Linked DNA regions of Mus musculus: region 2 is linked to region 1. Evidence: chromatin loops called from intact Hi-C (ENCODE). Cell type or tissue: gastrocnemius. All regions are shown on one strand. Each heading gives the region's core, and the rest is flanking DNA. Links, peaks and the distances in the headings are about the cores only.

Evidence for each region. A loop is a pair of places that touch in the nucleus more often than their neighbours do. Peaks named below come from ENCODE experiments on the same cell type or tissue, not always from the same donor. Only the 100,000 strongest peaks of a DNase experiment are listed, where the experiment ranks them.
Region 2: it touches region 1 in a loop (2.9-fold over the local background); 2 of 42 quality-filtered maps call a loop at or near these places.

The regions. Positions count from the first base shown.
Region 1 is chr14:34,356,342-34,371,833 of GRCm38, reverse strand. It overlaps Gm41131 (a long non-coding RNA gene), which reads right to left and starts at 6,707. Exons shown (of 2, transcript XR_874521.1): 1 at 5,346-6,707; 2 at 4,263-4,890. Sncg (synuclein, gamma) reads left to right here. Exons shown (of 5, transcript NM_011430.3): 4 at 918-977; 5 at 1,269-1,560. The coding sequence ends at 1,289. It also overlaps a transcript of Fam25c not described here. In gastrocnemius, for the core only: CTCF peaks have their summits at 7,887 and 8,549 (motif pointing right); DNase peaks (open chromatin) are centred at 7,645, 7,876, 8,217 and 8,579; H3K4me3 peaks cover 1,630 bases; H3K27ac peaks cover 2,224 bases.
Region 2 is chr14:34,097,735-34,113,226 of GRCm38, reverse strand. It overlaps A630023A22Rik (RIKEN cDNA A630023A22 gene), which reads left to right and starts at 10,473. Exons shown (of 5, transcript NM_001251843.1): 1 at 10,473-10,629. Anxa8 (annexin A8) reads right to left here. Exons shown (of 12, transcript NM_013473.4): 11 at 15,248-15,370; 12 at 12,656-13,536. The coding sequence ends at 13,477. It also overlaps the pseudogene Gm24998. In gastrocnemius, for the core only: CTCF peaks have their summits at 6,393 (motif pointing left) and 8,084 (motif pointing right); DNase peaks (open chromatin) are centred at 6,390 and 8,117; H3K4me3 peaks cover 224 bases.

The sequences.
Region 1 (15,492 bases), core at 5,015-13,014:
CCATGCCTGCCTGGATGCTGCCATGCTCCCACCTTGATGCTAATGGATTGAACCTTTGAACCATTAAGCCAGCCCCAATTAAATGCTGTCCTTATAAGAAGTGCCTTGGTCATGGTGTCTGTTCACAGCAGTAAAACCCTAATTAAGACAGCACCTGTCATCATCATTACCACTGTTCCCAGCACAGCAGTCATCCCAGGAAGCTTACTCCCAAGCCACTGGCAAGAAGGATCCTGGGAGCAAGTTCAGGCTACCCTTGCTAACCTAGAAGATGCTACTGAGCCCTTGGGGCTTTGCCATTTTCTGTTGACCCATGAACTAGTTGTGACATCATACCCTAACCCCAAGTTAACACAGATACGTTCTGAGAACAGACTCTAGACTGACCATCAGTCTAGTTCCAAACCCACTGCCGTCATGACCGTGAAGGAAATGCTGTGGAGATGGAAGACAGGCCTGAGCCAAGAGTCCATCCGGAAGGCCGGAAGAGTGACCCACACTCCTGAGTACCTGAGAGGGACCTGAAGCCCTGATACTTTGAACTCTGAAGCCATGCAATAGTATCTAGGCCCTGACCCCTATCCTCAGGATCTCTGTGAACAGTGATGGCATTCGATGCTCATACAGCCTGAGGGAGGGGTTTGTGTGACTCAAGGGTCTCTCCTTACTGCACACACTCCAGGCTTCCTCGCTTAAGGAGCCTAAGTCTGTAGGGGCCAGGTGCCCATGACTTGGGATGTGCTTGCAGGAGATGATGCCTGGCTTGGAGGGTATCTGGCACCTCCAGACCCTCTAAGCACAGAAACATGATGGAAGGCCTCTGTTCATCTGTGAGACCTGACAGGGGAGACCCTGCTATGGCAACTGAGGGCCCGTGTCTCTTCCCATAGCCTTGTGTCTCCTTTGCTCCCCTGTAGGAGGACTTGGAACCCCCTGCACAGGACCAAGAAGCCAAAGAGCAAGAGGAGAATGAAGAGGTAAGAGGGGTTCCCAGGGTGCACCAGAAAGTTCTGCCATAGAGACCTGAGCCAGAGAGGCCCTGCTTTCATTTCTTGGTCCTGGGAGACCTTCCACAGCTTCCCACAGTGCCGTGGGTAGGGCAGTCAGGGACCCGAGTGCCTGACCGCTCCATGAGTGACCATTTCCAGGTGGTCAAGGAGAATTGTGGGCCTGGAAATGGGTGCAAGTCTCTTTCCCTCCCTCCTTCCTTCCCTTCCTCCCTCCCTCCTGCCCTCCCCCTCTTCTTCCTGCCCTCTCTTCTCTGCCAGGCCAAGAGTGGAGAAGACTAGAAGGCTGCCAGCCAACCACAGAGGCTCAAGGGACACCCCTCTGCCTTGGACCCTGTCTCAACCTGGCACACTGAATGCCCTGCCTAGAGTGCCCTGCAGGTTGCCCAAGTTCTCTGTCCCTAGCCCAGTGCCACAAGTCCACACACGCTACTGCCAGCGCCAGCACCCCCTGCTGGCTCCTTTTACCCTATGGTCCTCTGATCACCAATCAGATGCTGCTGTGATTTCTTTTTTTTTAATGATTCCAAATAAAACCTGAGCCCCACTCCCACCAGTGCTTCTTCTTTGTGCTATGCCGACCCTCATGAAGCCCTCTGGACATTCCCAGGGGAAAGACATCAAGGCTCAGCATCTGATGGGACCAGGTACACGTGAAGAGTTCTGGAACCTGTGCCTTCAGGAGCCCTGCTGTCTTTAGCAGCAGTGTATCATCCTTTCTCTTGGCTCCCCCTAAATAACAGGCTGCTGATACTGTCCATGGAAGTGCAGTGGCTAGACAGGGTCTCAGACTCAGTGTCCCTTTAGAGCGGATCCCACTGCCTGCCTGGTTCACTGTGTCTGAGGAACCTCAGGTGGGCAGAGGGTGAGAATGTCTGTGTAACTGCAGCTTGTGTGTTACGGGGACCAGGGCTTCAACCACAGGGTGAACAGGGACAGCAGAGCAACCCAAGGCACCTTCCATGGCCCCTGACATCCTCAGACAGGTGGGCTTTCCTTTCCCCTCTAGCCCAGGAGACTACAGGACATCATAAAGAAAATGGTGTTGACATATTTGGGACTGGGAGTATAGTTTGGTGGCAGAATGCTTGCCTACCAAGCATGAGGCCGTAGGTTCAAACCTCAGTGCTGAAGATGAATAAATAGCTGGTATGCACCATGGTAAGCCTTAAGAAGGAATTAAGGGGCTGGGCATGGTGGTGCAAGCCTTTAATCCCAGCACTCAGGAGGCAGAGGCAAGCGGATTTCTGAGTTTGAGGCCAGCCTAGTGAGTTCCAGGACAGCCAGGGCTATACAGAGAAACCCTGTCTCGAAAAAACAAAAAAAAAAAAAAAAAAAAAAGAAGGAATTAAGGGACTGAGTTTAAACAACGTGCCCAAGAGCACAGAGCTGAGTGGTCTCCGGACTAGGTACAAGCTGGATAGTCTTGTTCCAGAACCGCCTGATTTCATGCTCAGCTATGGTATCCATGGAGCCAGTTCAAAATTTCAAAACAGCCCAGGCACCCAGCCTGACTGGGGGCTAGCATGAGGCTGTTTCATCTTGGAATCCTCCTTAGGGGCCTCACCTGTTTATTAGATGTTCAGTATGGGTTCAGAACTCTTAAGCCACTTGTCCAGGCCTCCAGTCTGGTGCCAGTGCCAGAGCCAGAGCTTGAGTCCACAGTGGCCTGAGACACTTATCTCCCACCCAGCCTGTGCAATAGGGAGCAGGGGTCAAGAATAGCCCAGTCAACCTGCCCCTGAGCTCCTGAATCCAGATGGGTGAGTCGCAGGCTTCCACTGCTGAGGAGGAGGGAAAGAACAGAGGGCCAGTGGTCCCATGGATGGGAGGAAGGAGGCTCAGGGCAGTCAGTGTGCTCCCAAACATACCTCCTCCCACAACGCAAAATTTCAGGAACATGTGCCTGCCCAGGAAGTGTGCCTGCTTGAGAGATGTGCCCACCTGGGAGCTCTCTGGGGTGGAGGACGGGCAGCAGACCTGGGCCTATTAAGTCTCGTACCTCCCAATGCCTTTGCAGAGGTCTCTGCTCCCCGAAATCCCTGTTCTGGACTCAACTGATAAACAGCAAGGTCAGCCTGCTCCAGGAAGACCTACAGGCACCTGCAGTGCTCCCAGCCTTTAACCTCAGTCCCAAGCTCTGGGCTAACCTCTGGAAAAGAAAGGCCATGCTCTAGTCCTAGGCCTGTTCTTACTCAAGGAGTCCCACTCCCTGGCTCCTCCTGCAGGCCTTCTGATGTTTAACCTTGGGAAAATAAACCTTCCAACCTCAGCTGCTTTTAGTTAACTTCTGTTAGGGAAATATTACTTGGGGGGTGCGGGTTACCCCACCTTAGATCATTTAACACCCAAATAAAAGACACAAAAGCTTTATATTTATAATAAGCCTTAAAGCACTAGAGCCAGGCAGATATCAACCCTCTGTGCTATTTTGTCTACTTCCCTGTCAATAGCCCCAAGGTATTACTTGACATGCTCCACCTGGACAGCTCCTATTCCAGTAGGCAGGACCCCCATAGTTATGTGCTCATGATCCATGTACCCCATGAGGATGTCTCCCTCCTCCTTCCTCGCTCTTCTCTCCTCCCCCCACCTGCAACCCCCAGCCAGGTAACTGAAAACTCATCTACCGCTATCTATTATTGCCCAATCACAAGCTTTAGCATTTTATTCACCAATTAATTTGGGGAGCAACGTTGCATAGCATCCCTTGGTGTACGTGAGGATCCCCTCATTGGGGGTAACCAGATCTTAGAGTATGGGATTTGAATACAAGCAGCACCAGACCAAACTCCTACAAACTTCCTTCTCTCTCTCTTTTTTTTCTCTCCTTTTTGAAAGTTAAATATTGACTGGGTTTGTTTAGTTTTTACTTATGTGTATATGAATGTATTTGAGAGGAGGTTTGTGCACACAAGGGTAGTGGCCTCAGAAGTCAGAAGAGGGTGTCAAACCCCTTGGAGCTGGAGTAGAGGGAGGCAGGTACGATCCACCTTCACGGATGCTGGAACTTAATCTCCAATTCTGTGAAAAAGCAGCACATTCTCTGCTGAGCCGTCCATCTCTCCAGCCTCCCCATCTTTACATAAATGGAACCTTTCTGTTTGTTTGTTTGTTTGTTTGTTTGTGACAAGGTCTCACTGTGTAGCTCTGGCTGTCCTGGACTTGCTATGTAAACTAGGCTGGCCTTGAACTCACAGAGATCTGCCAGTCTCTGTCTCCTGAGTGCTGGGATTAAAGGCATGGACCACTATATTTATGGTTTATTTTTATTATTATTTTTTGATACAAGATCTCATATATCCCAGACTGGTCTCAGACTTACCATGTAGCTGAAGTGGACCTGAACCCCTGACCCTTCTGCATCTACCTCCAAGATCACAGCAGTAGACCTCCATGCACAGCTGCCTTTTAGGGGTTTTGGTTTGCTCTTTTGAGACAGAGTCTCACTCAGTAGTCCAGGCTGGCCTCTGACTTCCAGCAATCCTTCCTGCCCTCGCTTCCCAAGTGCTGGCATTACAGATAGGAGCCAAGCTGGGCTTTTTTGGTTGACTTTAAAAATCACTAACTTGGGGCAGGTAAGCTGGCTCAGTGGATAGAGAGCTTGCTGCTAAGATTAATGACCCGAGTTCAATCCCTGGAACTACATGATGGAAGGAAAGAGCTGATTCCTGCAAGAATTCTAACCTCCACATTCACATTGTGCTACACATGCGTGTGATCTCTCTCTCTCTCTCTCTCTCTCTCTCTCTCTCTCTCTCTCTCTCTCTCTCTCTCTCTTTCTCACACACACACACACACAAATAAATAATGCTGCTCTCAGGAGTCAGAGGCAGGGGAATCGTGAGTTCAGGGTCAGACTGGGTTACAGAGAGGTCTTGTCCTGAAAAAGAAAGAAAGAAAGTGAATTAAGGGAGGCAGAGGCAGGCGGATTTCTGAGTTCGAGGCCAGCCTGGTCTACAAAGTGAGCTCCAGGACAGCCAGGGCTACACAGAGAAACCCTGTCTCAAAAAACCAAAAAAAAAAAAAAAAAAAAAAAAGAAAGAAAGTGAATTAAACAAATCACTAAACTCGACTGAGCGACACAGCAGACCTCTCCCTGATTTCTGCACCTGGCCACATGGCTTACAATGATGACAGTCACCTAGGTTACTTTGGGAATCTGGAGGCCACTTTCACTAAACAAACTTTACAGGGCTTGTCAAAGTATCTTAAGGGTGACTGGCACGTGTGTCCCCTTTGTCATCTCTACTTTTAGGTCATGCTTTAACTATGCAGATAGATATGTTAGTCAGTTAAGTAATGTTTGTTTAGGACTAGCATCAAAGACTGACTTACCAAACTCTAGAATCCCTCTCCTCGCCTTTGGGATCAGGGACTTCTCAGGGCTGCTGGGCCTGGAGTGGCACCCACAAGTGTCCAGACACCCAGCCTTTCCTTACCAAAGTCCCAAATCTTTTCCTTTTTTCTGAGAACAAACAAGCTTGAGTTAGCAGGGTTTTACTCCAAGGGCCTAAACATGTACGTACACACACACACACACACACACACACACACACACACACACACACGCACGCACGTACATACGTCATGCAAATGAGCAATAGAAATACCCCTGCTAAGTGTCTATTAGAATCATCTTCAGCCTTGAGAGCTCCCATGATCGTCAGGTGGAATCCCCAAGGCAGAGGAGGGAGAAGCCACACCCACTGGGTGAGTGGTCTTCTGAATCCGAACTCAGCCCTTCTGTATTCTTTAGTTGCTTTGCCCATTCTAGTTAGGGTCTCCGCCTTCCCCATGAGGAACCCCCAAGGTCCTGCACGTGTCTCCACTCCTCCATCCCTCACAGCCTTTTACTCCCTATTTTCCTCAAGCCCCCATAATTCTGTCTGCTGACCTGCTCCTACCCTGTCCCTCGGCCGGGTGAGCTGGCTCTGGCTTACTTTTAAAAATCCAAATTGATGTTTAGATAAAGCACAGTCAGCGGGATTGACCCACTGCAGATGTCCTCAACAACCCAGAACTCCTCCAAGCCGTGGCAGCAAGGACACAAAAGACAAGATGCAGCAAGTAGAAGATGCCCAGGGTGTCAGTGAGCAGTGCCTTACCTGACCATCAGCAGCAGCACCTTCTTGAGGCACACTGACAGGAGCGGCAGGTCTCTGTAGTGTGAAATCCTCTGACATAGTCTCCCTGAGATGAAGGAGCCACGGGACACCTATCTGGGACAATGCTTTGGTGGTTGCTGAAGCCCATCTGAGGAGCCAAGCAGGTAACAGGTCCAACACCAGGCTATGGTAAAGCTTCACTGAGGTGGACCTCTGCCAGCAAGACCTCCACCTGCTGGGTCTCCCAGTACAAGTCAGATGGGACCAAGAGGTTCCCAGATCCCAATGGAATTTTTTGTTTTCAACCTCCTTTGGGTGGTGGGGGTAGGGTGGGGAGAAGCAACAGCTGTTTATTACTTTGAAGTGTCACCTGTTAGGCAGGTCCCAGCCTTAGTTTCTCACATCTAACTCCCTTATTAAGGAAACAAGCCAGGAAGGAGGGGCCCAGAGCTATAGATTACTAAGTGCTCTGGCAGCAGGACTCACCAACCTTCATTATCTGAGTGGCTCAAGGCAAGAGACTTTGAAAGACCCACAACCAACGTGAGGACTCCCTCACGTTCTGACTCAGGAGAGGCGACACCCCAAATCACCCACAAGAAACGGTCTTGCTGCAAACTGCAAGAGGATTTTTATTCAAGAGCGCTCTCAGGCCCACAGTCATACACCACGCAGGGGTAGAGGACCGTGGCGCCCCAGTAGCTGAGTAAGGGGGTATTTAAAGGAAGAAACCACAACTCAGGAAGTGGGAGGGCGATACCAGTTAAGAGTCCCAAGGAAGTGCAAAGTCACAAGAGTCGAAAGGAATACCTGGTAATTGTGCAGGTTATCTCTCAAGACAGTTTCTAAGAGCCCCTAACAATAGCACATTTGCATAGCGGGTTCCGGCAATGGTCAGGGTGACTTTCTTTGAATGAACACTCTTTGAACCTAGGAAGGGGGTGGGTGGAGGAATGTCGCTATCTGTTTTATGATTAGCATACCTTGGAGCAATGAGGCACAGAGGTCATATTCCCAAGCCTGGGCCTAAAGGCCTAGAATTTTGTTTTTAGGTTATACTTTCAACTTCAAGTCAATGCCCTAGGGCTAAGGACACTATCTTTTTGTTCCAAGAGGAGAAAAGGATGGCCCTATCCCAGAGGGCTGTACAGAAAAGTCTAGTGGTATTGGGGGTGGAGGGTGAAGAGGAGGGGGGTGCACACTCCTCACAGTCTCTGGTTCAATGTGAGATTTTTGGGGGAGCAGACTCTAATGAGATTTAACCCTGCACAGCTATGGGTCCCTAGGGCATTGCCCCCGTACTATGTCTTGCTTCCTTTCCCAGGCGTGGATAAGTGCTGCCAGGGACCCAAGGACCAGACTGCTAGCCAGGATCTGACAAAACTTTGCCCATCTTCAGCCATCAGCAGTGAGGAGACTGGGCACTTCTCTCCAGTCTGGGAACGGCTGAGCTTGGCCCGGAGCTCTGTTCAGCTGCTGTCTCCTTGATGTGCCTTTAATTAAAGCTACTATTATCCTTTTGGGTTCACTTCAGTGATTCCACCAAGCAGGGCCCAGCTCTTTGGCGCCGTTAGGGGCGGGTTTCCCATCCTCTCCGCCGCCTACTGCTCATTAGCTCCCCAATTCAAAGCTTCCCTTCTCCCGGAAGCAGACTGCACCTACAATGGGAATAACCTGCTCCCCGATCCTCTGGGGACTCATCTCTGAAGCTGAAGGAGTGCTTCTGGAGGCTGGGGAGAGGGGAACCTGCGCCTGGGGGTGGAAGGGCCCTCAGGCGACAGGAGGCAGTGCAGGCTACAGAACCGCGGGAGCTGCGGACCCGGCCACACCCTGCGGTGACTCACCCGGAGCGCAGTCCCTCAAGGAAGAAGCCTGTGCGCGGGGAACCCTGTGCCAGTGGCCTTGGAGTGCAGCGTCTGTGAGGCAGTGTGCTTGTGCGACCTCCCTTAAGCTCCCCTTTCTTCTCAAGCCAACTATAAATTTCTGGTCCAGAACGAAGCTGGACATTTTCGTCCGACAAGTCCCAGATTGAGTAGGGATCCTGCAAAACCAGGTCCCACCCAGCACTCAGCACGTGTCCACGCACGGGACCTAAACCCGGGGCGCGCCCTGCTGCTGGGTGACTCACAGATGCCACAGGGTGAGGCTACGCCTAGGAAACCTTTCATCAGAGACACATCCGGGGAGACCTCCATCCGCCTCCCTTCCCATCTCCAGGCCTTTTTGAAATTATTGTTGCCGCCCGAGTAACACCATTCCCCAATTGGCACATAAAGGGTTTACCACTTCAGTTAAAAAAAAAAGAAAGAAAGAAAAGGGGGGGGACGGGACGACACGGGACACCATACCCTTCCCAGGTCCTCCAAGATTAAAAACAGCCTCCTTTGCAAACTGGCTCCAGGCTGGCCCTGAAGGTCTTCCTCAGCCTGCCAGTTGAGGGCAGTATCTCCACGAGCTCAAAAAGGCCTTTGCTCTGGGTTTTCTTCACCCTCCAGGCTGGCACCCAGACTTGGATCCATGGGGCTGACTGCCCCTCCCCCGCAAAGAATACCTCCTCAAGTGTGCAGGAGCCGATACCATTACCTCCAGCTCAAGGAGAAAGCTCTAAAGTGACGTTTCGGGCTGTCGGGGATTTCTGGTATCTCCAAAAGACCTCACCAGCAGGAACTAGTGCTGGGTCGGAAACAGGGGCCAAGAGCTGAACCTAAGATGTCGCACTGTCTTTCTGCTGTTTCTCCTTCTCCAGTGTGACTCAGGGATTCATCCCTGGCGGCCCACGTGGTTGCGTCTTACCTGTTCTGCTTTAGGCATGGATGTGGGGCCCAGTTCTTGCTAGGAGAGGACAGGTCAAGTCTGTGGGCTCAGAGGGCTTCTAGGAAAAGTTTTTGGTGACACGTTTCTGAATTAGGCTTTCTGTTCCAGTTGAAAGCTAAGTCTTCCCATGCTAGCTGCGCTCCAAAGCCGAGCACTAGCTAGCCACCTGCCCGCTGTCTCAGGCCTTCCCTTTCTGTCTCAGCTGACTAGCTTCCACTTCAGTCCCCTCTCGATGACCACCTGGTCAAGCTCTTCTTCAGGTGCCGTGGCCCAACACACTCAGCTTTGAGGCAGGATCTCAGTGCATAGATAGCCCAGACTGGCATTTAACTCTTTACCTTCCTAGGTTCCCACCTCCCCGGTACTGGGGTTACAGGCAAGTCCCTGACAGCTTCCCAACCTTGATTCCCTTTAGACTGCAAGCAGGCAAGAGCAGAATTTCCTACTTGCCAATCTCTCTTCCTTCCCTTGCCCCCTCTTAGCCCTCTCCTTTCTACTTTGCATGCCACTGCCCAAACCCAGCCACGCCTTTATTCTTGACTTAGATCTACAGCTGAAGATAGTAAAAGCTTCGGGTCCCTCCTTAGGCTGAAGTATTTTCTGCTGCTTCTTGATTGGGTGAAGTCGTTCCTCCAGAGCTGTTTTCAAGACTGAAACACTGATAAGCTATCTGGGATCTGAGACAACGATATTTACCACTGGGTAAAGGGCCCATAAGGAGCTATAATATTCCAGTATGCATGGCATGTTTTCTTTCTTTCTTTTTTGTTTGTTGGTTTGTTTTGAGGCAGGTTTTTTTTTTTGGTTGTTTTTTGGGTTTTTTTTTTTCTGTGCAGCCCTGGATGTCCTAGAGTTCACTCTGTAGTCTAGGCTGGTCTTGAACTCCCAGAAATCCACTTGCCTCTGTCTTTTTAGTGCTGGGATTAAAGATGTGTGCCACCACCACTACCACCCAGCTGGCATTTTCTACTTTTAAAGATATTAGATGTTAAGAAAGAAAGGTGTGGGTATACAGAGGTGCCTCTGCAGTCACCGCTCTTGTAGAACGCCTGGGTTTGGTTCCCAGTACCTCGTGGTGCCTCACATTTATCTGCAATTCCAGTCCAGGGAATCCGGAGCCCTTTTCTCACCTCCAAGAACACTTCATACACATAGTACATATACAGGCAGACACATGCAGGCCAAACACTCACACAACACAAAAAAGAAATATACAGTTTTAGTCAGGAAGGGCTGGCTGTGTACCTCATAGACCCTAGCTAGGCACAGTCTCTACATCACCTGCTACATCACCCTTTGCCTTTAGATGGGAAGTCTCACTAAGTTGCCCGTGTTTGCTGGTGGGGATTTGGTGTTCGAGGGAGGCCTCTTATGTAGTAGCTGGAAATAGAGGCACAGGCTCTGCAGCCTGGATATCCTGCGTTTTCAATGAGCCTGGCAGGCTTAGGAGATAATTTGGCACTTTGGTCTCAACACGGCCCCCACCCCTATCCCCCACTCCCCAACCCCTGTTTGGTTTTGGCTATGCACACTCTCTCCTATTGTAATAATGCACTTGACAGCCTAGTTCCCTGATCTGCTTCTACTGTGTACACAGCTACCCCTCTCCAAATGCACTTACCAACCTCAGAGCCCCTTGCCCTCCACCTGCAGCTAGCTACATGACCTCCCATCTCTGAACAATAGTTTAGGTTTCCCCACCCTCAGTAACACTCAAATTTAGACAATTTCTATCCTTTCCAGGTATGACGATACAAGGGCCAATCTGGCCTGACCTAGTTTTGAGTGTATGTGCAGCGAGACAAAGTTGTGTCCTTTAGTAACCTTTTAGGGGCAATTCCCTAGTTATCATTGTGATGCATTATGGGCAGGACATGTTCAGTAAGAAGAATGAATACAAGGCCTAAGCTGTCAAAGTAGAAACTACACGCTAGAAGCCAGCCCTCTTTCTCTTGAACCCCATAAAAGGAAGCCCCACTCAACGAGCGGGGTCCTTGAGTGCTTTCTTTTCTCTTCTTTTTAAAGATTGATTTATCTTATGTATGTGAGTACACTGTTGCTCTCTTCAGACACAGCAGAAGAGGACATAGGATCCCATCACTGATGGTTGTGAGCCACCAGGTGGTTGCTGGGAATTGAACTCAGGACCTCTGGGAGAGCAATGAGTGCTCTTAACCTCTGAGTCATCTCTCCAGCCCCCTTCCCTGCCTTGAGTATTTTCATTCATGTGGCCCACATTCTATTTGGACTGTTGCCCCTTGCCCTTAATCTGCAATATCACTTTGCTCTAAATAAAATGATTTTATCTTGTTTCATCTGCAAATCTGGGAGGATTTGCAAATCCCAGAAACACTTGACCCATACTGGGACTATGGGGAACATTAAGTGTTATTGGTGTTTGTTGATTTTGTCAAATACATATTACAGGAGGCCTTGTTTTGAAGTAAGCGCCGGCAAAGACCAGGTTAAAAATTAATGAAGGACCGGTTGTGGTGGCCCATGCCCTTAATTCCAGCATTCGAGAGGTGGAGGTGGGGGCAGGGGCGGGGCTGGGGGCTGGAGCGGGGGTGGAGATCTACATAGTGAGTTCCAGGACAGCCCAAGCTATGAAAAGAGACCCTGTCTCAAAAAAACCAAGTCAAACAAAAAATCAAAATGGAATCACTTTCGCTAAAGTTCCTTGGAACCAAGATGAAACCCTTCTGTTTATCTGTCCCTCCCAGAGGACTGGACAAAAGAAACTGCAGAGTTACCAAAGAGGCCAGGTTCAATTAGCAAGACAATGAAGGTCCTCTACCTTAATCTTTGTGGAAACAAAGAGGCAACCTGGAGTAACTTCCTGCTGGCTAATTATTTCATGGTATTCTGTAGCCCTGCCTAGGTGGGAAGGTAATCTGGTTGTCTGGTTGGTTTTTTTGAACAGGGACTTGTGGATTCCAGGCTGGCCTGGAGCTTGTGTCTTTGAATGTCTAATCATCTTGCCTATACCTGAGTCCGGAGTGCTGAGATTAGAGGTGTGGGCCACCATATCTGACTTGGGGCTTCATGCACACTAGGCAAGAACCCTCCCACCTGAGCCCCGCGGCCAGCACAGATCTGTGCTTTTATTCAGTGTGCCATCCCTGTCACCACTACTCTCTGCATCGGTGGATTTGGCTTTTGTAGACTAAACATACAAGTGAGGTCATTCAACATTTGTCTGTCTACACTTTGATTGTTTCACTTAGCAGAATGTCGAGGCAAATGGCAAAGCCTGCTTTTTCAAGCTGATTAACATTGTGTTGTGCATACATAGTAAACTCTTGTTAGCTACTTTTTGTTGCTTGGTTTTAGTTGTTTGGTTGATTCTGTTTGTTTGTTTCTTTCTTTCTCTTGAGACCGAGTCTCACATACCCGTGCTAGCCTTGAGCTCATTATGTAGCTGAGGCTCGACTTTGAACTCCTGATATTCCTGCTTCCCGAGTTCGGGACTGCAAACTTGCAGCATCACACCCAGCTAAGACACCCTTCCTTGACGGACATCTGGCTGTTTCCATCTTGACTATTGTGGCTAATGCTGCAGAGAACATAGGGGTATGGGTATTTTTTGAGACAGCCTTTCCATTTCCTTTGGGTCTGCAGCAGAAGGAACCAGGATTATATCTTCCTGGTTTCAGGATTTCAATGAATCACCACACTGCTTTTCACAGCAGCCGTACCAACTCTGAAATTAGGCTTGATACCGGCTTTCTTTTCTTTCTTTTGTTGTCCCACACAATTCTAAGGAGGGGAGAGAGAGGCGATTTAGAATTAAGCCACTGTTTCTGGAAGGATAAGCTGGTATTTTGATCCCCTTCCACACCCACACACTCTCTACCAGCTCCCCTGGACTGCTCTCCTGGGCTGCATTACCTGGGCTCCTGACTCTGAGCCTAACTGAGACCAGTCAGAGGGAAGGAAGATGCTGGCTGGAAGCTGAAGAGGTAGCTATTTTCTCAGCAGCTTCCCCATTGTGGATGGTTTAGATGTGTCCATGTTTCTGGGATGATGGCGGCAGCTTCTGTCCCTTGACTCTTCCACAGCCACAGCTCCAGGAGGCAGGGATCTTATGTCCCCCCGAGATATCTAGAGAGATAATAGTTGCTATAATTCCTGATGATTAGTGTCCCACTGTCTGTTATTGTTTGCCCCTGTGAATGGTCCCTTTCTGAGCTCTCTGGTTTCCACCAGGAATCTTGCTGATAGCCTGAATATGTGTAAGATGACACAGCCTGTTGGGTGTAGCTTCCTCTGGTGACCCACAAGCCAGGTCTATGAGAGTCTGGATGAACAAGGCTCTGCTATGACTGGGAGGACTCAGCATGTGCAGGATTTGTGGGTACAGTATACAGTACAAAAACTCAGATCTGCGAGCTGAAGTATGAGGCAGCGGAGGCAGGATGGACGACCACCCTTTGGATGTTTTAGACAGACATGAGACAGCAGTCTCTGTATTTAGCCACCCAGAGTAAATATTTTAAAAAGAGCACTGGTGTTTGCTAAGTTGGCAATCGGTATTTAAAAAATCAGCTTTCCTCGACTTGATGATTCAGCCAGCAGGTCCTTTGCCAGACTGGGTTGCTGAGCAAATTCTGCTTGGAAAATTGGTTCACTCCTGTTAAAGCCAGATTCTCTCTGACCCAGGGAAGACTAGACTTGGCCTGCTGGCTCAGGATAGGTTTGCCTGGGTGTCTGTGTTCAAGGGTTGCTCCCCTGGAGTGTCTTCCAAGATGGGGCAATGGAGGGCAGACTCTCCCACCTGAGGTATCTTCAGTCTCAAGCAGGTGAGGAAAGCTACCCCGTGACACAGAATCTGTCATGGTTAGGAGAATCTTTGGCTAGAAAGGGATCCATTCTCAGGAGTCTAGAGGAGCACAGAAGACCTCTCAGGACACTCGGGGTGGCTTGGGAGACCAGGGAACAGGTCACAGTTGGAGTTGAATGACCAGTAAGACTGGACCAGGGCCAGAGCCATGGGGTCAGGGACCTAAGTCCATCTCTGGATGGTTTGGTCTCTCCTAGTCCCTCGACTTTTCCTGACATTTGGGGGTGTGTGTGTCTGGGCAAAGGGTAGTCGAGTGACATCACTGGAGTGCTCACCCAGAGACGCTGTCCTAGGAAGGGCAGTGTTCCTGGGCAGCAGGGCCTGAAGGGCAGGGGGAAGGAACAGCACCTTGGGCTGTGTGGGCTGACTTTTGACAAGGGTCTGTTGGGGCTAGTGAGCTTCAGAGAGGAGAGCCAAGCTGAGAACAACGAAGGGTTTATAGGGAGGGGTCCAGAGGCCATTCTAAAGCTGGCAGGGGAATAGCAAGAGAGGACCCTTATGAGAGTAGGGGTCACATGCACTCTCAATGGAAACAGGGCCTTTGATGGTTCCAAAACTATCTCCATGCATTTTGAAGCACCCCCCATCAGTACACTCCTTTCCCAGCCTAACACCCCAAGTGGAAGGAATACTCTGGAACTTTGTCTTGAGTGAGGAAAGTAGGGAGGACTGGACTTACTTGAGTTCCAGGGACCTTAGTTTCATGGTCATTTTTGCAGCCATGAGAGTATGTATGTATACACACACACACACACACACACACACACGCATATATCTCCAGTTGTACGAGTAGCAAAAATCACATATTTGTGTTCTTTTCTCTCTTTTAAAAAGGTCTTTGTGTATATGTACATTGTGTGTATGACTGCAACAGGCATGTGTGTGCTGTGACATATGTGTGGTCAGAGGACAACATAGGGTATCAGCCCTCACCGGCCACCTTGTTTGGGACTGAGTCTCATATTTTTCCCCACTGTACATACCAGGCTAGACAGTCCACAAGCATCCTGTGGTTCTCCCGCCTCTGCCTCCCATCTTCCTGGACTAGTTGTAGGATTATGGACACTCCATACTGGAGCCGGCTTTATGCAGATCCTGGGGATTTGAACTCAGGCCCTTAGGCTTATGTGGCAAGTGCTCTGCCCACTGAGTAATCATTTTCCCTGCCTTCTATTTCTTAAGAAGGGCTCTTCCAAGTCACCTGTCTGTCCACGTCTGCCCCAAGGAGATAGCAATGATATGGATGGGGCTTGGCTATGTGACCGGAGGTCCTGCTGCCCATAGCACCCTTTAATCACAGTCCGGGTCTACCAATACCACACAGGAATGTGGGAGGACCTCAGCTCTAAAGGGCATGGGCTATGAGGGCCCTTCGTCTGGTAAACACTAATTAAGTCGTGTCATACCTAGCAGGGCAGGTTTGAGGGATGAGAGAGGCTTCAACAGGGAAGAGATGTTAGCCATAGTCTAGATTATGTAAATAGGGACATTGGATGACCTTCTGGCCCTGGCCCTAGGTCAATGGAGTCCATATCCCTCATCTCTTTAGCATCAAGGGGTCTAACATCCCAGCTGCGCCTTGGTCCCCTGCCGTAGTGAGCAGGGCCTACTGTCTAGAGGAATTTCTTGGATGAGCAGGAGGGAACAGGTATTTGCAAGAACCTGTGTACTTGACCCACTGACTATCAATGACACAGCCAGGAAGACATAGCTATCCCAT
Region 2 (15,492 bases), core at 4,451-12,450, 260 kb after region 1:
AGGAACCACCAGACTGATTTCCAGAGTGGTTGTACCAGCTTGCAATCCCACCAGCAATGGAGGAGTGTTCCTCTTTCTCCACATCCTTGCCAGCATCTGCTGTCACCTGAATTTTTGATACTAGCCATTCTGACTGATGTGAGGTGGAATCTCAGGGTTGTTTTGATTTGCATTTCCCTGATGATTAAGGATGCTGAACATTTTTTCAAGTGCTTCTCAGTCCTTTGGTATTCCTCAGTTGAAATTTATAGAGGAGAAAGTAGGGAAAACCCTCAAAGATATGGGCACAGGGGAAAAATTCCTAAACAGAACAGCAGTGGCCTGTGCTGTAAGATCAAGAATCGACAAATGGGACCTCATAAAATTGCAAAGCTTCTATAGGGCAAAAGACACTGTCAATAAGACATAAAGGCCACCAACAGATTGGGAAAGAATTTTTACTAATCCTAAATCTGATAGGGGACTAATATCCAACATACACAAAGAGCTCAAGAAGCTGAACTCTAGAAATTCAAATAAACCTGTTAAAAAATGGGGTACAGAGCTAAACAAAGAATTCTCAACTGAGGAATACCGAAGGACTGAGAAGCACCTGAAAAAATGCTCAACATCCTTAATCATCAGGGAAATGCAAATCAAAACAACCCTGAGATTTTTTTTTTTTGAGGTTCCTTCCTCTCAGATGAGTTTAGCTCATGTCAAGTTGACATAAAACTGTCTACCACACCTGTCTTTTCTGTGAAGGGCTCAGGTATGACCTGCCTTTTTATAAATTGCTGATTAAGAAGTGAGATTTTAAAAGTAACGGAGAATTCCAATCCATTTTTTCATGTATATACTGTGAGTGTCTCTGTGCATGATGGCATACCTATGGAGGTCAGAGGGAAAGTCATGGGAGACAGTTGTCTCCTTCTATCCTGTGGGCACCAGGGATTGCACTCAGGGTCTGGCTTGGTGGCAAATGGCTGATGTGATGAACCGTTTTGCTGGCTCCCAATCTATTACTTTAAAAAGAAGGAAACAGAGAGCTTTTGGTGAGTGAAGGTAGAGAGGGATTCAACTTTTATCTTCCTGCTTCTATTAGCTGATAGTGCACACATCACGTGAGTATAGTCACATGTGCTCACTTTCACACATGAGAGGTGGGGGGAAGAGGGATAGGGAGAGGATAATGGAGATGGAGATAGAGAGAGACAGAGGAGGGAGGGATAGATAAGACAGACAGACAGACAGGCAGACAGACAGACAGACAGCACTCTCAAGCTTCCAGAGATGATCGGGATGTTGCAATGGAATCTTCTTCCACATGCTTTGGCCAGAGAAAAGCACTCTTCCAGATCCCTTGCCTTGGAGGCCGTCCTCGCTCACATAGCCCTTAATCACATTGCAGAGGATGAGATGCTCTGTGCTTCTAGAACCTGCTTAGCTGATAATTCAATTTTGTGGCTGGACTCCATTTGTAAGCAGTGACGGCATGCCCCATGGAAGTCCAGAATTCGATTAGAGTCTGGCCACATCATTGCTCATTCTCGGCAGCCTTCCTTCAGTTGCTTCAACCATTCCTTCTTCTTGGCCAAAGGCTCCCTGAGGTTTGTAGGACAATCTTCCCACCATCTGCCTACAGCGGCCATGTATAGTGGAATCACAGCTTAAAGGGCCAGCCAGCATATTTTGGTCCCAGGGTCTGGGGTACTCTGGGAAACTGCTGATAAGTGGGGAATGGAGGGCCAAGGCGTGGAGGTTCTGGATACTTCCAAACACTGGCTATCCACACAGCCACATAGAATGAGACCCCTTGGAATGCTTATTGGTAACAAATACTATAGAAGAACCTGCTAGAAAAGCAGATGTCTGGATCTCTAGTAAGTTTAGCCAACATGGTTCATAAAAAATGCAAATGTGCTTTAGATAAAGGCCACAGGGCTTAGCCAGAACTTTCTGGACTGTTCTGGTGGTTCATGCCTTTAAACTCAATACTCAGGAGGCAGAGGCAAGATTTTTTTGTGAGTTCAAGTCCAGTCCAGTCAACATAGCAAGTTGTAGGATAGCTGTACAAAATGAGATCCTGTACCCCCCAAAAGTATCTGTGTAGGGAGACAATTTGGCTGTTAAGAGCATTGTCAAGAGAACCCAGATTCAAGTCCCGGCATCCCATAGCAGCTTACGACCATCAGTAAATCTAGTCCCGGGGGATCTGATGTCCTCTTGTGGCCTCCGAGGATCATTAGACATGCATGTGGTACACAGATACACAAGTAGACAAACACCAATACACGTGAAATAATAAAATAAATACAACTATTTAAAAAGTCCAGTTAGGCAGCCATTGGTTGCCCCCAGCATGTGAGTGCTCCTCTCTGCATCTTTATGGCTATCTTGCCATGCTGGTCATTGTCACGGCTGTTGTGGCTGGGTAGGACTCTTGAATTGTCTTCTCCCTCCCCGCTCGGCATCTCAAATAGTGTTTTCTGATAGGCTAGACTGCAGGAGTGAAGTTTTCAGGTCAGGTCCAGCTTAACTCGTCCTTGTCTGGTGTCCTGAGTGTGTGGTGTCTTCAGCAACAGGGGCCACCTCCAACCACTGAGAGGCAAAAACATGCTGCAGTGATAATCTATATTGTTTTTGGGGGGTCACTTAGATGACCTTGACCAGCCATTCAAAAGGAGGTTACTCATGCCTGCTACTGGGGTTTTTATTAGTCTGTGGTTCTTGTGGGGGGCATTGTCAGGCCAAGTGGCTTAGTTTCCTTTAAACTGTGTGTGTGTGTGTGTGCATAGATATACACCCACTTATATGTACTGTGCAGAATTTTAGGTTGATATAAAATAATATGACTTCATGAGATGGTATCAAACAACCTTGGTGTTATTTAACCGTGCTCTTTGTGGATATTGACCTCCCTCTGTCCATCCCAGCTGGAGCCTCATTCCCCACTTTTTCCTTTTCATTTCATATCATCCATGTCCTGCTGTTCCCCTTATAGCCAACTGACCCATGGTCCCTTTATACCTTCCTGGCTTTTGCAATTACTTCATGCTATATACTCATGTCTGAGGAACTGGAGCTAGAACCCGCAGGTGAGGGAGAGCGTGTAGTGTTTGCCTTTCTGGGTTTGGTTGCTTCACTCAATATAATCTTTTCTAGGTCCATCCATTAACTTGCAAATTTAGTGATTTCATTAAAAAAATATTTTAAAATTTATTATGTATACAGCTTTCTGACTGTATATGTGCCCGCAGGCCAGAAGAGGGCACCAGATCTCATTATAAGTGGTTATGAGCCATGTGACTGCTAGGAATTGAACTCAGGACCTCTGGAAGAGCAGCCAGCAAGCACTCTTAACTTCTGAGTCAGCTCTCTAGCACAATTTCATATTTCTGTACAACTGAATAGCATAGCATTGTGTATGCCATTCATCAGGAAGGAAATAATGCCTGGTACTGAAAACCTAGCCAGCTTCTCAGGGCTAGTGAGTGCCTGGCCTTAGGAAAGAACCTACTGTTGCTGCTTATCGGGAGCAGCACGATTCCTTTATATTTTAAATCTTATCCTTATACCCAGAGATAAGTAGAGTTACCACCCATCCTCAAAGAAGCCAATTTTTACAGCAAATGGAAACCATCAATGAAAACTACAGCTGGGTACAATGCAAAGATCGACGGATAGTGGGAACCGCAGCCCCTTGGATGCAGCTGTATCATAACTCCTGCAGCCATGGCTCAGGGAGCGTCGAGGAAGAGGGGGCAGAAAGATTGTAAGATCCAGGGTCCCGGGAAGACTGCTGAGAAACATTTTCAACAACAATCATTATGATCAATTATTTCATAGTTCTGGAAATTAGCTGGGGGTTTCTCAACATTTTAAATAGCATTTAGTCAATAAAAAAATAATGAAACCCAAGTAAAGCCAGTAAGCATGGTATTTGAGGTTGCTTATTCCTATCTTCCTCTCCCCAGCTCCCTGGGACACTTGAAAGCAGACAGCTTCACAGGGCAATCGAGGACAACAGAAGCCTTGAGACTCTGGTGCTGACAGAACAGGCTCATGCTCCCTGTGAATTCCCACTTGGGGAACTGACACTGAACTGTCTTGCAGTTCTCTGGAAGAGCTCCATTCGAGAAGAGTTTCCCATTTAGCATGGTTCAGAGATTAATTTGTGACAGCACAAATATCCTGAGCGCATTTGTATAGAAAAACCAACTAACCAGCCTGCCAGCCAGCCAGCCAGCCAGCCAACTAACCAACCAACCAACCACCCACCCACCCACCCAACCACCCACCCACCCAACCAACCAACCACCCAACCACCCACCCAACCAACCAACCAACCAACCAACCAACCAACCACCCACCCACACACCCAACCAACCAACCAACCAACCAACCAACCAACCAACCACCCACCCACCTACCCACCCACCCACTCACCCAACCAACCAACCAACCAACCGCCTTTACTCCCAATAAAAAAACAAAGCAACTACAATAAATGAACAAAACACAGAAAACCAACTCATGGAACTTGCTTACCACTGCGGTTGGTGGCCAGGATGAGTTGGATCGAATAAGAGACATGTCAAAAATTTAAAAGGAAACATTGGAGAACAAGATCTGTCCATGCCTTTGAAAAGCTCTAACATTCCTGGCTAGGTAGAAGGGTTAACATGGGGCTAACCTCTGAATAACTTACAGGCAATGGCAGGTGCTTGCTGGAACATTGAATATATGACCCAACACACAAAAACTTTCTCAGCAAAGAATGGACTTAGGGGCACAGAGGATCTAAAGATACCTCTGTGTAATCTTTAGTTGATCACTAATCTGAGGGATCTAAAAGATAGCATTGTGCCAGCATTAGCTGATCATTAAGCTGAGACACCATTTCTGTGACTGCATATAACAAAGGCTTAGGTTATTATTAGATATATTATAGCAAGTTAGTTAGACAAATATGAAGTGGTTCAGGAAAATCACTAAACAAAACAAACAAAATGTATCACTAGCAGCAACAACAGCAATAACAACAGATCCTAGAGAAGGATTATGTCTTATTTTTAGAAATATCACTTTTATTTTACCTAAAGCATAAAAAATATAAAAAATAATGAGAAGTGCAAAAAAAAAATTCAAGAGAGTATGGCCCATTTTTAGGGAAAAAATAATGAATATAACAGTTGGTTAGTGTGCACTGTCCCTGAGGAAACCTAGACACTGGACACGCTGTCACAGACTTTAGATCACCCTCCATAAGCACAGGAAAAGAAGGAAGGAAACCACATTCAAATACTGGAAGCACAGGACAGCAGTGCTTTCTAAGCAGAGAGCAGATCTCAGTGATGAGACACAATGCTAGAGAGAGGGTCAAATTCAAGTGTGAGGGTAAAAAGTAAAAATCCAGAAGTGGGAAGTTGCATGGCATTTCAGAATGCGCACAGGAAATGGTCTGTGAGTTGAAGACAGCGTAAGAAACAGGAAGGAGAGTGAGAAACACCCAACAGTTCCAGAGATCTGAGCAGACTAGACAGCAGCTGGAAGGATGTTTGAAGAGACAATCGCCATCAATATCCCAAATTCGCCACAAAACACTGATTTATATATTCAAGAAATCCAGTAAGCCCTTGGTTGAATAAAAAGAAACAAACTCCCAGCAGAATCAAAACCATCAAAGCCACAAAGGATCTTTAAAGTGGCGTTAGAAGAATAAGCTACCACGTTCAAGAGCACTTTAATATGACTAACTACAGCTTCGGAGGACAGAAAGCAAAGGGGCCATATAGTCAAAGCAGAAAATGAAAAAAAAAATCACTCAAGAATTCTATGTCTAGAAAACCATCCTTGAAAAAAAAATAAAAGAGAAATGTCTAGACAACCAATTATGAATGAATTCACCAGCGCGGGAGGGGAGGATCTCTCCCTCATCAGCTCCACCATAGAGCAGACAAGAGTCCGGGTCCCTCTCCTGTGCTCACACCCTCAGGGTCGGCTCACTCATAACCCCTGCATCCAGGGCTAGCTCTACAATGCTGCCCGGGTGAAGTGCAGGGGCAGCTCTTCCAAGATTACAGTTGGTGAGGAACAGGGATAGCTCTCCCACTCTGAGCTCTGATAGTGTTGGGACCAGCTCTCCTGTCTGCTATTGGTGGTAAGGGGTGAAGGGCAGGGAATCTCTCCCTGTCCCTTCACTGAAGACAACTGGTGGGACCAGCTCTCCCATGCTCTCACACCTTTGGGGCTGCTAACCCACAACTCCTGAAATACTGAGCCGGCTCTCTGGAGTACTGCAGTTGGCCAAGGATGTCCAGGTGAAGGATGGGGCAAGCTCTGCACAGCCCTGGTAACACCAGCCTTTGGTCGTAACAGATCCCTGCTGCCCCAGGGCCAAGGACCTAGACGAGGCCCCCTGGTGGTTGCAGGAGGCATTACTGGCTACTCACGGGCTGTTCCTTATCGCCCCCCCCCCCATTCTACCTTTCTTCATTGCTGCCCCTCCCCATCCTTCTGTTTCTCTTTCTTTCCCATTTCTCCACCACTTACTTGTTCCTCTTAGTGGCGCAAGCCCAGGGTCTCTGAGCCTCTGGGTTGGTCTTAGGAGTGCTGTGTTCCTCCTGTCCATTATGGCGCTGAGTAAGGATCGTCTTGGGCATGGTCTGCTCCACTAGGCCTGTACTGCTCTCGACTGGTGGTCATCTCAGGCTAGGTCCCTGTCCAGGCCCCATGGTGACAGACTGGTGGTCGTTTGGGTTGCTCCTTGCCCCTGAACTATCTGAGGACTTCCGTGTGATGGTCATCTGTCTTGGGCTCATTCCTGCGGTGGGGAGGGGGTGAGGACCCAGGTGGGGTTTTCTAGTCTCCAGCTCATTCCCTGCCCTGGGATCCTATCAGGGTTTGTGCAATGCCTAATGGCTGGTTGTCTCAGGCTAGCTCCCTGTATGGGCACCCTGGTGCCAGGCTAGTGGTCATATCAGGCTTGTTTTTTTCAGGGAATGTTAGAGTATTAATCATTCAGAGCTTCACAGGTCAGAACACTGAGCATAGATACAGCCTCTCTCCTCTGCCACCTACTGATGCACTCCAGTTTCTTCATTCACCTCCTTGCAAATGGACATTGGGATCCTTTCTAGTTTTTATCTTTTATGAATAATTTTCTCTAAATACCACCACGGGTGGATTGGTGGATCCCACAGAAAAGTGTTTGTTTAAAAGTAATAAGAAGTGACCAAACACCTTTTGCAAATGTGTACATTATTTTAATTTCTTATTAGCAGTATGAGACATGTGTCTTTCTGAAGGTTTGAAATGCACACATATTTTATGTTGTTGCCCATAGTTGCTTCTTTGTGGAGTTCATGCTTTAAATTAGGCCTTTTATAATGGAGTTATGGGAATTTTAAAATACTCTGGAAACATGTCATATATATATATTCATTTTTCTAGTCCTTTATTTGTTGATTGATTCTCTTACAGATAAAGTTGAAAATTTTGAAGTCTAACTTATCATTATTTTTCTATTGGAATTATTACTTCTCTGTCTTGACTAAGAATAGTTTTCTAGCCCAAGATTAAAGATAGCCTATTTTAGCTGGGTGGTGGTGGTACATGTCATAATCCCAGCACTTGTGAGACAGAGTCAAGAGGATCCTTATGAGTCTGAGACCAGCCTGGTCTATAGAGTGAGTTAGTTCCAGGACAGCCAAGGTTGAGGAACCCTGTCTCAAACCCATTCTTCACATCAAAAAGCCCACAGTGAATGGTTTATTGTAGAAATGCTTTGGTTTATTTAAACAGGTGGCAAGGACAGGTCACTTCTTGGAGGACAGGTTGGGCAAGAAGGCCAACACTGACCTGTGAGAGTCACTGCAGTACAGTGAAGAGGTTTTGAAGTTTTATTGGAGACATGGATTTATTGGAGACATGGATTTCTCAACTCTAAGGCACACAACTCTAGGAACCCAGGGCACGGGACAGCATGTAACTATCCCAAGCCTTGCTGAGGAGGGCAGGGTTTCCCTCCAGTTCCTCCCTGAATAGGCCGGTGGGAGTCAGAGCTAATCAATTTAGTCTTTCTTCTGGTCAAAGGAAGCCACCAGAGGGCACTGCGAGAGCAGGTTTCCAGGCCAGCAGGCTGTGGCTTTACCCAGGCTCGTAGCTAGCAGTGGGCCCTTGCTGGCTGTGGACAGAGGGAAACGTGATGGGCCGCCAGAGTCACAGCAGAAGGCAGGGGGGAGGGTGCCCTCAATATCTGCAAGAGGCCCTCTCCTTGTTCCCTTAGGGACAACTTATGGTGGAGGATAGGGAAGAGTTCAGGACGAGAAGCTCAGTGGCCCGGAGCCAAAGACAACAGAGCCAAGAGGAACTGTGGAAGGTGACAATTCACCATGGCCAAATAATGTGCTCCAGCAGCAAGGCATTCTGGGAAGAGAGGAAGATGTGGCTACAAAGTTGGGGCCCTAGGGAGTTTCTGAAGGATCTAGGCAGACTGAGTGGACTGTGTCCATTCAATACCAAGCATCAGACACCCTGGGCATTCAGGACTGAGAGACACTGAAGGAGTCTAGCTCACAGCATATCACACAGGCGGGCAAGCCCTAATAACCAAGCTGGTGGTCTTGGTATTCAATCAGATGGTCGTCCAGGAGCCAGGCCCAGAACCAGGAATCATCTGGCAGAGGGATAAGGGCAAACGTAGGCCACCGAGGCATCAGACTGGGCCCACTTTGACTTCACATCATGAGGAAGCCACGAAAGTGCCTGGAGCCTCAGGCTTAGCCTTGAGGCTCACAGATGAATTTCAGATACTTAAGGTCTTAGTAGGAGCAATGGCTGTCAGGGCCTGCTCTTTGCTAAGGGGACAGAAGTGCACAAGTTTGGGGTACCATAACACATTCTAAGCACCCTCTACAAGGACGGTGATTAAGACCAGCCTCCTGACTTGGACCCACAAAGTGCTGCACGCTTGGCAGTTACTTCAGCCTTTCTGTTGCAGGTTGCCATAACCATTGCCCATATCTCCCCCCAAGCCAGCATGAAGATACTCTCTTACATATCCCTGCAAGGGCACCCCACCATCTGTGGGAACCCTTTGAGCCTCTCAGCCTGTAGCAGTTTGAGCCTCCACTAACTTGCCCCTGACACCTCTGTCTTTATCTCTGTGGGCGCTAACACAGCATTCCTTTAGCACGTCTGGGACAGACCAATCCCTTCTGCTGTTTGCATACCTTTTTCCTAGAATGGAATGCTCTTTCCTGCCCTGTCTGCTTCATGAGTACTAAGTCAGCCTTTAGCTGTTCAAACTTCACCTTAACACTTTACTTGACCAGCCACAACTTGGCGTCATATAGAATGCATAGTTCAGGTAACAGCAAATTGTTGACCACAAATTCATTTCCCCTCTATTTCTTGCCAAGTATTCAAATTCCAGGAAGACAGTCCTTCTGTGGCTAAAGAATAAAAACCAGGCAGGCCAAGGCCAACACTCCAGCCTTACCCTTCCCACAGCATGACACCAGTGCCAAGCTCTTGCTCTGGTCACTGCCCTCAAGTCTCCCCCGACTGGTGGTCTGATACAGTCTTCTCAATCAGTCTCAACAGTGGCAGACTTAGAAGCCGTTTGCAGTCGAATGAGAGCAGCTACCGTCTTCCCTTAGATCTGCCTCTGAGCTACTGTTTACTAGGGTTGGCCGAGGACCCACAGAGAGGCCTCAGAATCTGAGGCCATTAAAGCCCTGTTTTATACCTGCGAGATGTTCTGTCCTCGAGTTCTTTACCCTTACTTGCCTTTCTTTTGAAACCATTCGCTGAGTGCCAAATGCATGTTAGACATAGTTGGGTTTGAATCTGAGCTGCCCCCAAAGGCTCATGTGTTGAAAACCTGGTCCTACGTTGGTAGTGCATTTTGGGAGGTTCTTGCAAGTTCAGGAGATGGGGTGGAGTTGGAGAAGGGAGGTCACAGGGAGGGGGGTCTTTGGTGATATCTGGCCCCTTCCTCTCTCGCTCTGCTTGCTGTGATGCTAGAACCTTCTCTGACGTAATGCTCCAGCCACTGTGATGCTCTGTCCAAGTTCCTGCGGACCAGATAGCCATGGACCAAACCCTTTGAAACCAGGGACCTAAACACATATTTCTTGTCATAAGTTGTTTGTGTCATGTGTGTGGTTACAGCAAATAGAAAAGTAACTAACTCAGATACTTGATATTAAAAAATGAATAGGGCAAAGCTCTGGCCTGCACAGTACTTGGTTTTTCTGAGAATGATGTGATCAGAACAGCAATACTGTGTAACAGGGCTGCCAGTACAGTTGTCTACTATGGGTTGCTTAAGCAGAAAAGAATCCCTAAAAGGTTATTGGAAGCCCTCCAAAGCTCTTACAGGAAGAAGACTGATTTACACCACAGCCATAGATTTGGGTTCAGTTTCCCGGCTGCTTAGCCCTTGTCTGTCAGCTCATGTTGCAACAGAAGGAAATGAATTAGCTCCAAGGGAGTCACACACCTTGATAGGAGACCAGAGCCTCTGGGATGGGTTAGCTCTCTGAGAAAGCTAAGGAGCTGGAGCACCAGGACGAGCCTTTCTCGGTACAGAGTCCTGGCTAGACCGTAAGCACAGAGCACCCGTGGTCACAGAGAAACAAGGTGGGTAACAACTAAAGTTGTAAAACCAGATTCTCTCTAGAGCTTGCATGAAGGGAGAAGAGACCTTGCATGTACTTGACTTAGTTCTGTACGAATAATGGGGACTGGGAATCAAGGGTCAGAGGAGATATAGAGGTAAAGGGAACTCTGACAAAAGCCACCAAACAGGATTCTTGCTAAAGGCAGGCCAGAGTGAGCAGAGGGTGCTAGGGCTACCCTGGGAGAGGGAGGCTTGCTGCTGAAGCTGGAATTGGAGAAGAAACACATGGGGAGGGTGCTCAGAGAAGGTAAAGGAGGCTGACTGTGTGACTGTGGGTCTCCTTGGGGTAGTGTGGGGCATTGGGCGCTGCCCCATGAGGACAGAGGGAGCAGGAGCTGTGAGCAGGGTTTGTACAGCTGAGAATATGCCGGAAGGACTTCTGGAGATAGTTTCAGGGAGACAGATCTGTTTTATGTTTCAGAGGTAAGGTTTTGGGGGTTATGGGCAGGACGGGCTGATGGGTCATAGCACAGTACCGACTGATCATGTGCGGGAAGAGCTGAATGGGACTTGTGTGCATTTGTAGGAAGCTCTGTGCAGGGTCATCCTCTAGGTACGGTCAGGCACCTGTGCTTAGAGACACTCTCCAGATAAGCTCAGGGAAGAGGAAGCCCTGGAGAGAGAGGAAGTCCTCCATTTTACTCCAAGCTCAGAGAGCTGTCTGGACATGGTGGACCACTCCCTTAATAGCAGGGTCTTCCAACAGACTTTGGCTTAGTTGGAAAGGACTCTACAGATACAGTAACAGAAAAAAGACAGGACCATTCAAGAAAAAAAATAAATTCTCATCTATGGATACTTCCAAGTGTACCCTATATATACCAACTTCAGCAAGGGTCACCCCTGGGTGCGTGAGTAGCAGAGAATACAGAAAAGCTGCAGGTTGCTATAGGACTAACTAACTTTAATGCCTCACTTATCCCTGAGATATGAGAATTTGGGTCACAAACTAGGAGGGGAATGGAAATAATCACCATTTAGAAGTCCTGTCCCCAGGGCTATATGGGACACATGTCACTCCAAGCATTGCCTTAGGGAGATGCCCACAGGTTTGCTTCCTAAAGCTCTGTTTCTCAGATAAGAACCCATGGACGGAGCTGGGACGTTGGTTCCGGGGGTACTCACTGTGCGAGCGTGAGGACTTGAGTTGGGATCCTCAGCACCCACATAAAGCTGGGCATGGGGTTCCGTGTCCCTCTCCTCATCACTGAGGAATGGGGACAAACAGGTCCAAGGAGCTCACCTGTCAGTAAGCTTGATAGAGATAGTGAACTCCGGGATCACTGAGAGACGCTATCTCAAAAAACCTAGGGTGGAGAGCCAGGCCTGGTGGGTCACACCTTTAGTCCCAGCATCCAAATCTCTGAGTTCAAGGACAGTCTGGTCTGCACAGCTAGTTACAGGGCAACCAGGACTACATGGAGAAACCATGTCCTGAAAAAACAAACAAACAAACAAACAAACAAAATAAAACAACAAAATTAAGGTTGAGAAGAAATTGAAGACAACTGGATGTCAACCTCTGACCTTCCAGTCAGTAAGCATGCCCTCTACCCCAGTGCATAACACCCCAGTGCACACAACCCCCAGTGCACACCCCTCCAGTGCACACTTCCCAGTGCACATCACCAGTGCAAACACACACCCCAGTTTACACACACCAGTGCCCATTTCCCAGTGCACACATCCCCCACTACACACTTCCCAGTGCACATATACCCACAGTGTACACACACCCAGGGCATGCACCCCCCAGTGCATGCACCCCAGTATACAACACTCCAGTACACCCCCCTCAATGCACACACACCCCAGTGCACACACACACAGTGCACATACACCCACAGTGTATACATACCCAATGCATACATCCCCCCAGTGCACACCCCCAGTGCACACACCCCAATGCACATACCCCAGTGCACACACACTCCAGTTTATATACCCTAGTACACACAAATGTACCCCCCACAAATCCACAGACACTTTTTGAAAGTACAAATGTTTATGATTCTGAAAGCCCAACGAATATTGAGAAGAGTTCTGTCATGTTCTTCAGGCTCGGAGACCACGATCAGAGGATGGGATTCATGCTCAGGGCTGGGCGGCTCCCTAGTCTGCAAGCTTCAGCATGGAGGGAATGACTGGACAAGCCCGAGTTTCTCAGACCACAGCGTACTTGGGTCAGGACGGGGATTTGTAATCCCATCTAATGCGTGCTATTAGGATGGTGTAAGAATTTTCCTCCACCTAGAGCCTAACAATTTCCGTTAAGTGAGTGTCCCGATTGGCAGAGCTATGTGACCCTTTCTCAGATCCACGGCCGTGTCCTCTCATAGAGGTGCTCTCCCACATGCTCACTGGCTGCCTGATAATGATGCTTAGCAGCTAAGACAACTGCTAGAAATCCATGTTCCTTGGTTCTTCCTCTGAAGACCCTGACTCAGTAGATGGGTCAGAGCCAAGGCATCTGTGTGCCCTGTGCCCAGGAGATTTTGTGTGAAGGGGAAGGAATGACCCACAGGACACTGCAAGCTTCTTTCTTCATGTTGATGTTTCCGTTTGCTCAGAGGTAATGCTAGGGTGGGCGGTATACACATACCTAGAAATGACTGACGGGAGAGGTGGAAGGGAAACCCAGGCTGGTCTCATCATCCGGGTCAGAAGCATGGGATGAGAAGCATCAGAAACTGGGCAACAGAAGACTAAAAGCCAGATGAGGTGTCCCCTACCCCCACCCATGGTCGGGGCTGAAGCTGCAGGGGCTGGGCTCACACTTCTTGCCCTTGTTCTATTTTTTGACATTTTCAGAGGTCAGTGCCCACAAGGTTCAGCAGGGCAGTCTTGTAGTAACCACTGGTGTCGGCCTAGAGGAAGGAAGCACAAGGGGGTGGTTAGAAGGGAGTTTTATGATGTTGGCTTTTCTCTTCTGTTTTCATTACTAAAAGTTGTGTTCCCTGGGTGGGGCCTGTCCCTTCAAGTGTTTCTATGCCACAGTTCTATGTAATGCTATTTATTGCTCTTTCCTCCATGTTTCAGACTATTCTTTTGATTCTCTGTCCAGCCCGATGGGGGATGGTTGAGGGAAGTGAGTCACAGACACAGATCCACTCTTAAGCCCTAAGACAAGGAAGGCTTGCAGGTCGTTTCCTTATTCAGTCAACTTCCCCAGGCTCCTTTCCTGTGCATCTCTCAGGACCCAGGAGTACAGAGCCATTCACTTATTCAACATGAGCCATATATATTCGTCACCCACTACTGCATGTCAGGGAGCCAAGGCTGAAAGTAAGGAGCCCAGAGTCACATCTAGACATAGAGAGAGCATGGGGCAGATTGGGTCATGCAGGTCCGGACCACAGCTCTGTCAACATACACAGACTCTGTTTTCACCTCGGTGAGACATGCTCTCTCATCTATAAAATGCCATCTGTGATGAGGTGTACTGCGTGGGTGACCTAGTGGCAGCCCAGGCTGGCTTGTGCTTAATCTCCCATCCCCTGAGCAACTTCGTTGTGAAATCTAAAACACAAAAATAGTTCCAACACCTCTATCTTACTGCCTGCCTCCCTGATGCCATCCTGCCTGAAGTTTCTTAAAGTAGTGTTTTAAAAATATAACACTTGTCCCTCAGTGTCCATGGGAGAATGGTTCCAAGACCCCACCAATACTAAACTGAATATGTTCAAGTCCCTGATAGGAAATGCTGCTGGTCTTGGCTATAACCTATGCACACCCTCCTATACTTTAAACAATCTTTAGATTGTTCATAATATTTAATGCAATGCAGATAATATGTAAATTTATATGACATATAACCATTGTTCAGGGAATAGTGACAAGAAAAAAAGCATGTGTGTGTTCAGTATAGATTAATTTTTTTCCTGAGTGTTTTCAATCTTTGGTTGTCTGAACCAGCAAACGCAGAGGTCTGCTATCTAATTTCGTCAACAATCCAACCTGGTGGAAGAACTATGGGTTGCCTATCTAATTTCGTCAACAATCCAACCTGGTAGAAGAACTAGCCACTTGACTGAGTAGCTAAGGGATATTCTTGTCATGCTTTGACTTCTGGCAATGAAATAGTTAATGAAATGAAATCTGTAGACAGGCCATCTCAGTCCTAGCAGGGATCCCTCCCTATGCACTTAATACCCTGGGAGTTTCACTAGTTGGAATGTAGGTAGGCAATCCACTGGAGCCTAAAACTTCCTTACTTGGACTACTTAGATGTAGGACCAAAAGGGGGCCCTGATTTCTATGAAACTACGTTCTCTCTTTGTCCCTTCAGAAATGGTTCCTTTTGCAAGGCGTTGGTATATTCCATAGCTCAAATGCAAAGCCACTTTCTGGGATAAGGGCAGCCCTTTGTGCTTCTTTAGTCTCCACATGCTCCCTGATACACCCATAGTTACGCGTCTCTCCTTCCTGGTCTCTGTGTGTGCCATCCGGTAACTGATGCAAGCGTGAGGTGCCCACGGGGAAGGGATGGTCATCTGGGACATCAGTCATGTCATCTCACATCCCAGGAATGTCTGTGTCATAAGCTGGCATCAGTACAGTTGAGAACCTGTGCCTTACCATGATCATGCTGCTGAGAGTCTTGCCGTACATCTTCTTAAACTGACCCTTGATAAGATTTAAGTCAATCTCACTCCTGGAAACAATGTTCCTTATCAGCGTTCCATCACGTGTCCCTGCTCCCTGCATAAGACAGTGACAGTCAGCCATCATGTTTCTTGTTGCCTGTCTACCTCTGTAAGGATGGACCAACCTGTGTAGGGATTTATAAAGAACTAGAAGTGCAGGGGTGGGCCTCTGATTCA